2 separate regions of the Homo sapiens genome follow, and region 2 is linked to region 1. Evidence: chromatin loops called from intact Hi-C (ENCODE). Cell type or tissue: sigmoid colon. All regions are shown on one strand. Links, peaks and the distances in the headings refer to the core of each region. The heading gives the core; the rest is flanking DNA. Region 1 overlaps AKAP6 (A-kinase anchoring protein 6). Region 2 overlaps NPAS3 (neuronal PAS domain protein 3).

Region 1 (4,404 bases), core at 301-4,300:
GCTAGATATTAAAATTGATATTTAATTCAATATCATTCTCCTGCGCCTTCCCCACAGAATATCTGCATTCAGTAGAGTGCATTCTTCTTTACCCCAAAGAAATGAATCTTAAGAATGGGATTAAAGGCAGTATGGTCAGTTGGTAATGCAGCTAGCTGGGTTGGAGAATTCCCTAATACTCCAAATTGATATCCCTAGGACAACCACAAATGTGCTTCTTTCCAAAGTTAGACAATGTTATGAGATACGGACATAAAGGAAGTTAATGAGTTTAATGTGAAAGCACTATGGGAAAACTTTTCCCTTGCGCCTTACCATCTATTCTGAACAGGTACCAGGACTTCTTTTGAAATAACTGAAACGTTACCTAGGTACCTTTTAGCCCCACATTCCTGCTTTAGGAATACATTCAAGAAGTTCTAATAAACTATAAAAACTAGAACGATGATAAAAGACAAATTATTTAGACCAAATAGCATATGTACCTTATACATTTCCTTGTGGTTATAATTATGATAACCAATGCCTTCCTGATGTAATTACATGGAACATTAAGCCTATCATTTATCTTTTTTATATTAATACCTCTTTGTCAATGATAATATTTGGTTTTCATCTTTAAATTTTGATACTCTTTTTTTAAACAAAATAAATAACCCCATTCATACCATAGCTGTCTGTAAAGTTTAATCATACATCATATAATTTTTTGCCAGCCTCAAACCAGATTAGCCCCAATATGAATATAACCACTAAAGATAAGTAATTTAAAAACAGGACATACTAAAAAGTAGGTGAGGGTCACTGCTATGAAGTCACTAACCTGAAACATATACATAGTTTTGAGTAGTTCAGGAGCCAAAGATGGCAGTGATCCAAAAACCTTTTCTTATCAGAAATTTAAATGTTCCTCTACTTTCTTTTCTAGAAACTAGAAAGAAATCTACAAATATCTGGGGCTAAAGCAAAAGCTATCAGCTTAACAAAAGAGGGAATACTACGCATTCCCATCTAATTAAGTAAAAGTCATTTTTCAAAAAATTAAAGGCTGAAATTTTTTGCAACTTAATCCAAAATTTTATTAGCAAACTCTAATTATTATCCTGATTGGAAGTAATAAAATCTCCCAAACAGGTCAACTAATTTAAGTGCTATCTGTAATCATTTGGATTTTAACATGATGGTTATTACTTATTACCCTGAAACCAAGCAGCACAATGAGATATTGATTACTTTTAACCTTTAGATCCAAGGATTCAAGAAAGGTCAGAGGAGGGGAATACTCTACCTCTCTTGGCTGGCAAACGGATAGCCTTCAGGAGAATTCAAATGATTCCCGTTGGCCAAGTACATCCAAGATTAGTTTATTCTCTAGGCTAACAAGAAATGATGATACTTTAAAAAATAACACTCAGCACATATTTAGTGAGCATTACATTTACATAACCAACGGCCTCAGATGTGCTTCACATCACAGCAAGTCTCAGACTGTTAACCCTTTACCAAGTTTTGTCTGTGGAAGCCTCTTTACTGAAATGAGATAGTAAATATAGGAGCATTTATTGGAATAAACTTATCTCATTGAACTCAGAGTTCTTAGTAGATTCCAAAAGGCTGAATACAATCATTGGCCACTGTTGGCCACTAGCATTTCTTTTGGTTTTCTTTTTCCGTGACAGCATTTAGAAATATTTTTCACATTTGTGCTGCTAAAAGCATGAGTTCTAGGTAGGGTCCAGCAGAATTACAGGCAAGAGAAACATAACTGTTATGTGTTAGATTAATTTGCAGAACACTTGGCATTATTATTGCCAAGTCGTCAAATTGTTCCAAGTTGTTCCGGAAGGTTGTTATTAATAGTATGTTTTCTGAGGAAAGTTCTGTCTACTTTTGGAACTGCATTTCTGTTGCCAAGGAAACTCCTTTAAGCACAGTTTTCTAGGAGCACACTGCTGCTTTTGTTTGCCAGTGTCCTATTCATATCATCTAAGTAAGCGTTTTACGTGCTCCAGCCTTCAGTCCCAAATGTTGAAGTTTTAGCCCATTTAAGTTGCTTTTTCAAACATAGCTAATGCCTGCTATGATTTCCCTCTCTCCCTTTCTCTCCCCTCACTCTCCACTCTCCATCCAAGCCCCCCTCTCCCCGCCTTCTTCCCACTCTGCCTCCAACATGCCCAACTCTTACTATTCAAGTTTTATTTTTTTAAACAGTTGCATTAGGGCAGATAGTTTTCACAAGTTTTTGATAAATTAACTTCAATTTGAATAATAATTCCATAGGTTGTAGCATTAGTCCTTCAAGTGTTAATTATCTTTTCACTCTAAAATTAATGTACTCATTTCCTACTGACTCCTGTACCCCATTTATTGAAGTGCTGAGGAAAACATGTCATTGAGTCCTGAGCCAGCCCTGTTGTGATTAAGCGTGGTCACATGGCCCATCTCTGCCAAAAGGAGGGCCCTGAGAAAAGGTGACAAAGACAGTGATTTCCTGTCAGCAAAGAGTACGACAGGGCTGTCTAGAAGTGATGCAAATGAGGGGAACTTTCCCCACGGCTCGTTTGATCCACTCTAGGCCAGAGCCAGCCAGGCCAGGGAGAGAGGGAGCAGCACAATGCCTCAGAGGCCAGCCCAGAGAGCCAACGCACCTTCCGGACAGTAGCTCACCCGCTAGAGACAAAAACTGCTGGCGGGGCTTCCCTTCCTTGCCCCTCCACACACACAGCCAACTATTTCTTGGCATCCTATTCTCTTAACATCTTTTTTTTTTTCTTTTTAAAGAAGTGATTCAAATAGGAATTACAGGCTCCAGCATGAACAGTGTTTCAAACATTGTTGAGAAACCACATTCATCTACTTTTTCTTCCCCTAAACATTTTCAGGATAAGTTTTGCCCTCTCTCAAAAAAAGAAAAAAAAAAGGAAAAAAAATATATTCAAGTATTCATAGCAAACACTGATTCATCAAAGCTCAAATTAATATGACAGTTAATCTAAGGACTTTTCAAACTTTAATAAAAATGAAACAACAAATTCATTTCTAGATAAGCAGTGGAGACAGTCTAGATCTTTCCATTCTGATCACTTTTTAAATGACTAGATAATGTTATTTGAAATATTATAATGAATTTAAGCATATTCTTCTTATCTTAATGGAGTTTTAATCTAACATACTATTAAGCTATACAATTAATCTACCAGGAAAAGAGGTAAAAAATTACCATTAAATTCTTGTGCCTGATATATCTAGAACATTTTTACCTTGACTGCTTCAATAACTGTAATTTGTTTCATTTTGAACATCAGGGTAGAGATGTAACATTCAACACTGAAATTCCAATATAAGGCCTAATTAACAGAATTTAATTTTTTGACTCGTCCTTCTATTCTGTACACCACCATGTGAATTTTTTTTTAAAAAGTTAATGAATTGTCTTCTATTTCAAGTTTAGCTACTGTGACCTGGACCATGAACCAACCTAACATTACACTTTTAGGGGCTCAAGTTTAGTCATAAGAATATCAAATCACATCGGAAATTAGTTAGATCAATTTGGTCCAGAACAAAATAAAAGAGAGCTATTCCAGAAAGCTGAAATGTGTGAATTTATGAAATACAGGAATAGTGTGATTAATCTGTTTTCTGAGATTAGTTCATATCTATGACATCATTTTGATATCAATAGTTATAAAATAGCAAGTCAACTATGTTCCATACTTCTTCTTGTACTCTATATTTCCTATTCCTCAGAATTTCTAATTCTATTCCACACGTATTTATATTTAATAATTATTATGGTTAGAAATTTATTTACCATACCATTCTAAGCCCTTGTATTTTAAAAAAATCCTAAAAGAAAATGTTTTCACATCTAAGTATCAAAACAAAATTTCTTCAAAGGAAGTATTATCTCTTTTTCTTATAGAAAGTATACATTTTGCAACTGGACACATTTCCCTCTTTGCTTTCACTACCAGGAAACTCAAAATATAACATTGGGATCATGTTTTAGTAACTGTGTAGGGCTTTGCAGTTTATATACAGGCATATTAACTCTTCTTACAGATGCAACTTCTAGTCTATGTATATTTTCTCCAGTCTGATTTGTATTTATGTTTTTAAAATATTTATATTATTTTCATGTTGATTCTTATAAATAACCCCAAATTCATAGCAGGGTAAAAATGTAATTGATCTGTTTAGTAGCCATTGTATTATATAAATGAATGGTCCTTTTCCTTTTACACAGAGGACATGTTTGGACTTATATGAATGAAGCCATATGAGTAACTAACCTACAAAATTAAGTACAAAATCTTTAGTATAAATTCTCTGAAAGTACAAAGATCTCAGTTGAATTGGATACTTATTTAGTAGTATTTTTAAGCTGGAAGAGTTATTTTT
Region 2 (4,404 bases), core at 71-4,070, 760 kb before region 1:
GACTTGCCTAATGTTGCCCAGATAAGCTAGCTGGAAACAGGCGAGGAATGAGAGCCCAGGTTTCTGCAGTCCCTCACACTTTACCAACAACACATCCTCTTGTGGACTAACTTCCTGTAATGATGGTTTCCACTTCATCTAATGCTCAGTCATGGAGAGTACAGAGATAAATAATAAACCAAGTAGGAGTTGCCATTATCTGTGGCTGAAAGGCAGGAAGAACTTCCTCACAAGCAGCCTTTCCCTTAGAAAATATAAGGACACATTCACAACCCTTGACTTCTACTGAAATCTCTATTGTCTCTATTACCTCATGAATTTGAAACTATTACCATTCCCATTTCACAAGTGATGAAACTGAGTGTCAGGCAGGCCAATTCATCTGCCCCCAGAGGAAATGGTAGAGCAGGGATTTGAATCAGGGGCTCTAGTTTAAGCCTGCACTAAGCTATGCTTCCTCTTCGGGGTTGCTTAAGAAGTATTATCTATCCTATATCCATAACCTTATCATTGGATACTAAGTGCAAGGTCAGATTTCAAACTGGAACCTGCTTTTGTCAGTTACCGCAAACATGGCAGTGGTTCTGCTTAAGGCTAACAGTCACGTAGGGAATACAAATCCTAACCAAATGTCACCTCCTTCATGAAATCTTCCCTCATGCCCATCAGGGTGTGATTTTCCCGTCGGAACTCATAACATCTTTTATAAAAACCTTTCGTGAACATATTTAAGATGTTTGACCCATACTGTCTATCTAGGTGTTAGCTATTATTATCTGACAATAACAAGCCTGTAGAATGCCATGAATGAAAAGATTTTTTAAAAACACCAGGATAAAACTATCTTATTGAAATAGGCAGAACAGTTACAGAAATGATTTTGACAGGAATCATTTTATGCAACATCAAAATAGCCTTCTCAGTTGAATCTCCCAGACCCTGAAAAGCATTCAAAATAAAACAGACATTCCTGTCTTTTGGCTAGCTCAGCACTGAATTCCTAAAGGCAAGGGAAAAGATCATAAGACAACTTGAGATTATTCCATGATTCTACTATTAAACAAAAATTGTTATTTTAAATAAAGCCTCGCAGGCCCTAAGTAAATAAATAAATGGCAGGAGTCAGGCTTTGAACGTACTTAATTATTAGTATCGTCCGCACCAGTTTTATTCCCAATAATACTAATAAGTTACCCTTGTAGAATCGTTGATATGGTGAGCAGTTCAAAAATGTCCTTGTTGTCAAGAAACAGGGAATGATGTAATTAACAAAACTCACAGAAGATTGTTTTTAAAAAAGTTGTAGGCCAATAATGTTACCCTCCTCCTCTCCCATGGCATCACAACACCAGACTGATTTTGAGTGTCTCAACTTCCTGGACCCACTCTCTGGTTTTTCTGTAAATCTAGTTTTGTTAGTTGGTTTGTGTGCTTTCCTTGCTGATTTTTAAATATTCTTTAAGTATCTGAATAGCAAATCCAGTAGGTAAAAAAACAAAACGACGACAACCACAACAACAGTAAAAGGAATTGCTAAAGTAGAAGAATCAATTTGCAAAAGAGGGTGGAAAGTAGGAGGGTAGGAGGCAGTAGGGTACGCCGAAAATATACGTGATTATTCAATAAAATCATCATGAGCTTATAAAGATTTAGGACGTTGTAGGAAAGTTTAGAATTCAGAAAGGGTTGATACATATATTTTTGGGAAGAGTCACAGCTTCAGGGACATAACTGCATTCCACAAGTGCAAAAGCATTTACTTGTATAACATGGAGTTGCCTAGTTACCATATTTAGAAAATATAGTGCAAAATAAAACAGAGACAGAAACTTGGAGTTATAGTACTTCTTTTAATGTTGGTAGCCAGCCTACTTCAAACAGTGAACTAAGGATTGCCTCACGGCTGTGCAATATTCAAGGCACCCTGCCCAGAGGGAAGTGAGGGTTAAAATCCAGAGATCTCCAGGTTGTACTCCAACATAATAGTAAGAAGGGACTGTTTAGACTTGGAGTCCTGAGGGCAATTATAAAACAATCTTTTTTTCATTGCCAATGTTACTGACAAGAAAATAAAAAACAGTATGCCCATAAGAGAGCTGTATGTGTACGAGTACTCTTGTAATAGTCCTTGTAGTCCTTTTGTGGAAGGCCACATCTTTGATGCTACTACAAAATCTCTGCAAGAAGGATCTAGCAGTCACCTTCTGTGTAATTTTCTATGCATTCATTCACTCATTCAGCATATAATTATTGAATAACTACTGTGTGCCAAGCACCATGCTGGGCACTAGGCAGAAATAATCTCTACTGTTAAAAGAGCCTATAGTCTAGCAAGGATGACAGAAAGAGAAGAGAACGGATTATTATAACAGATAATTATATGTAAAGGAAAGAGGGTTCTTGGGCACCCAATGAAAAAATAAGGATTCTGACTCAGCCAGGGAGCAGATTATGCAATCAGTGATATTTAAGGGAGATTTGTACAATGTTTGCCTTCAAAATACGATATGCTGCTATAAGAGAGGCAGGTAGAGTTTACAAGATATAAAAGAATCAACTTTTGTATATCATTTTTACCAACACTCCTTTGATCTTACTAGCAACACCATGAGATAAAATTAATATTCCTCTTCTACAGATAAATCAGAGAGATAAACTGACTCACCTCAGATTGCCTGACCAAATGACTTTGAGATGACACTGATTTTAAGTGCTCATGTAGTAATACTGTCCATGATTTCTACTGCAGATTTCCAGGATTATGTACTCAATCAACTAAATGTGCAGACTTTCTCACTGGTTAAGTGAATCAATAACAACACCTTACATTTGTATAATATTTTATAGTTTTCTTATCCCATTGTTACATATGAAAGTGTCAGAGGCATGTGAACCAGAGCAATTCCATCTCGAATAGTAGCTGGGTAAAATAAGGCTGAGATCTACTGAGCTGCATTCCCAGATGGTCATGCGTTCAAAGTCACAGGATGAGATGGGAGGTCGGCACAAGATACAGGTCAGTGAAGAAGCCGGCCAAAACCCACCAAAACCAAAATGGCAACAAGAGTGACCTCTGGTCGTCCTCACTGCTACACTCCCATCAGTGTCATGACAGGTTACAAATGCCATGGCAACGTCAGGAAGTTACCCTATATGGTCTAAAAAGGGAAGGCATGAATAATCCACCCCTTGTTTAGCATATCATCAAGAAACAACCATAAAAATGGGCAACCAGCAGCCTTTGGGGCTGCTCTATGGAGTAGCCCTTCTTTTATTCCTTTACTTTCTTCATAAACATGCTTTCACTTTACTCTATGGACTTGCCCTGAATTATTTCTTGTGCGAGATCCAAGAACCCTCTCTTGGGGTCTGGATCGGGACCCCTTTCCTGTAACAAAACTCTCGTATGTAATAATTTAATCAAATTTAATCAAACTGCCTAGTATCCTTTTTCTTTTGGTTACTTAATTACTGATTATTATTGAATTGGCCACAATGACTAGTAGAAGACTTTTTCATATAACACAAAGCATACAGTTTAAATTTTGCACTGAAGAACGATAGACAGCACAACTGCAACTGCTTTTTAAAGTGAAATCTCATTTCAAAGATGTTAAATTTCTGTTTCAGATATGACAATTAACATGCTAATGTTATGTTTCCTTCTTCAAGAATTTAACTCTAATGAAAATAATTTTTGCTGGATTTAGTAAAATTAACCTTTATTCATAAAACTTTGCTCACAGAACTTCATGGTATTTCTTTTTTCGCCCCATGTGACTTAAAAGAAGTTCTGAACATCAGGCATATATCCAAAAAATAAATCTGTGCCAATTTACTAATCACTATCAAAACAGAGAAAATTTAAAGTGATTCAAAATACCAAAAACAGCCTAGATTGTGACATGAAAGAAAAACTGATTATTTTTCCTTAAATGTTTTTGGAATTTCTTTCTAAATATTTCTATGTATTCAAGTCTACATTAGGCAATTAATTTAATTCTAAGCCACTGAAGTTTTAAAAAACAAAAGAATACTTTGAATTTAAAAGAGGAACTTTTCTTGAGCAAATGCTCTTTTCTTGAGCAAACTGAAGTAATTTGGACAACCGGGCAGGCCAGGGTGGTCTTGCTACAATATTCAATCTTCTTGGATTAGTTACTTAACTTCCACAACAGCTATGTCCTTGAAAGTATTGTCAGTCATATGCCAGATGTAAAAACACATCAACCAGTGAGCCTTTGGGAACCTGTCGCGGTTTCCACTGTCTTATTTAGTTTATATTAAATTACATACAAAGACTTCAGGATACAGTGAGACGCTGATAAACACAGGTTCCTGCAAACAAGGGGTGTCCAGGGGGTTGGCCAGGGTGCTGCCCCACCTTAGTAAAAGGAGACATCG

The links. Peaks named below come from ENCODE experiments on the same cell type or tissue, not always from the same donor. Only the 100,000 strongest peaks of a DNase experiment are listed, where the experiment ranks them.
Region 2: a loop joins it to region 1, with 2.8 times the contacts of the local background. A loop is called at or near these places in 1 of 110 quality-filtered maps.

Annotation. Positions count from the first base shown.
Region 1 is chr14:32,700,924-32,705,327 of GRCh38, reverse strand. The region is part of intron 9 of AKAP6 (A-kinase anchoring protein 6); the gene reads right to left. Among named protein-coding and RNA genes, the nearest start is that of NPAS3, 240 kb to the left of the region's middle. In sigmoid colon, for the core only: no CTCF peak of the experiment used is centred there; a DNase peak (open chromatin) is centred at 2,587; H3K4me3 peaks cover 996 bases; H3K27ac peaks cover 515 bases.
Region 2 is chr14:33,457,821-33,462,224 of GRCh38, reverse strand. The region is part of intron 4 of NPAS3 (neuronal PAS domain protein 3); the gene reads right to left. Among named protein-coding and RNA genes, the nearest start is that of SNORA89, 250 kb to the left of the region's middle. In sigmoid colon, for the core only: no CTCF peak of the experiment used is centred there; a DNase peak (open chromatin) is centred at 1,914.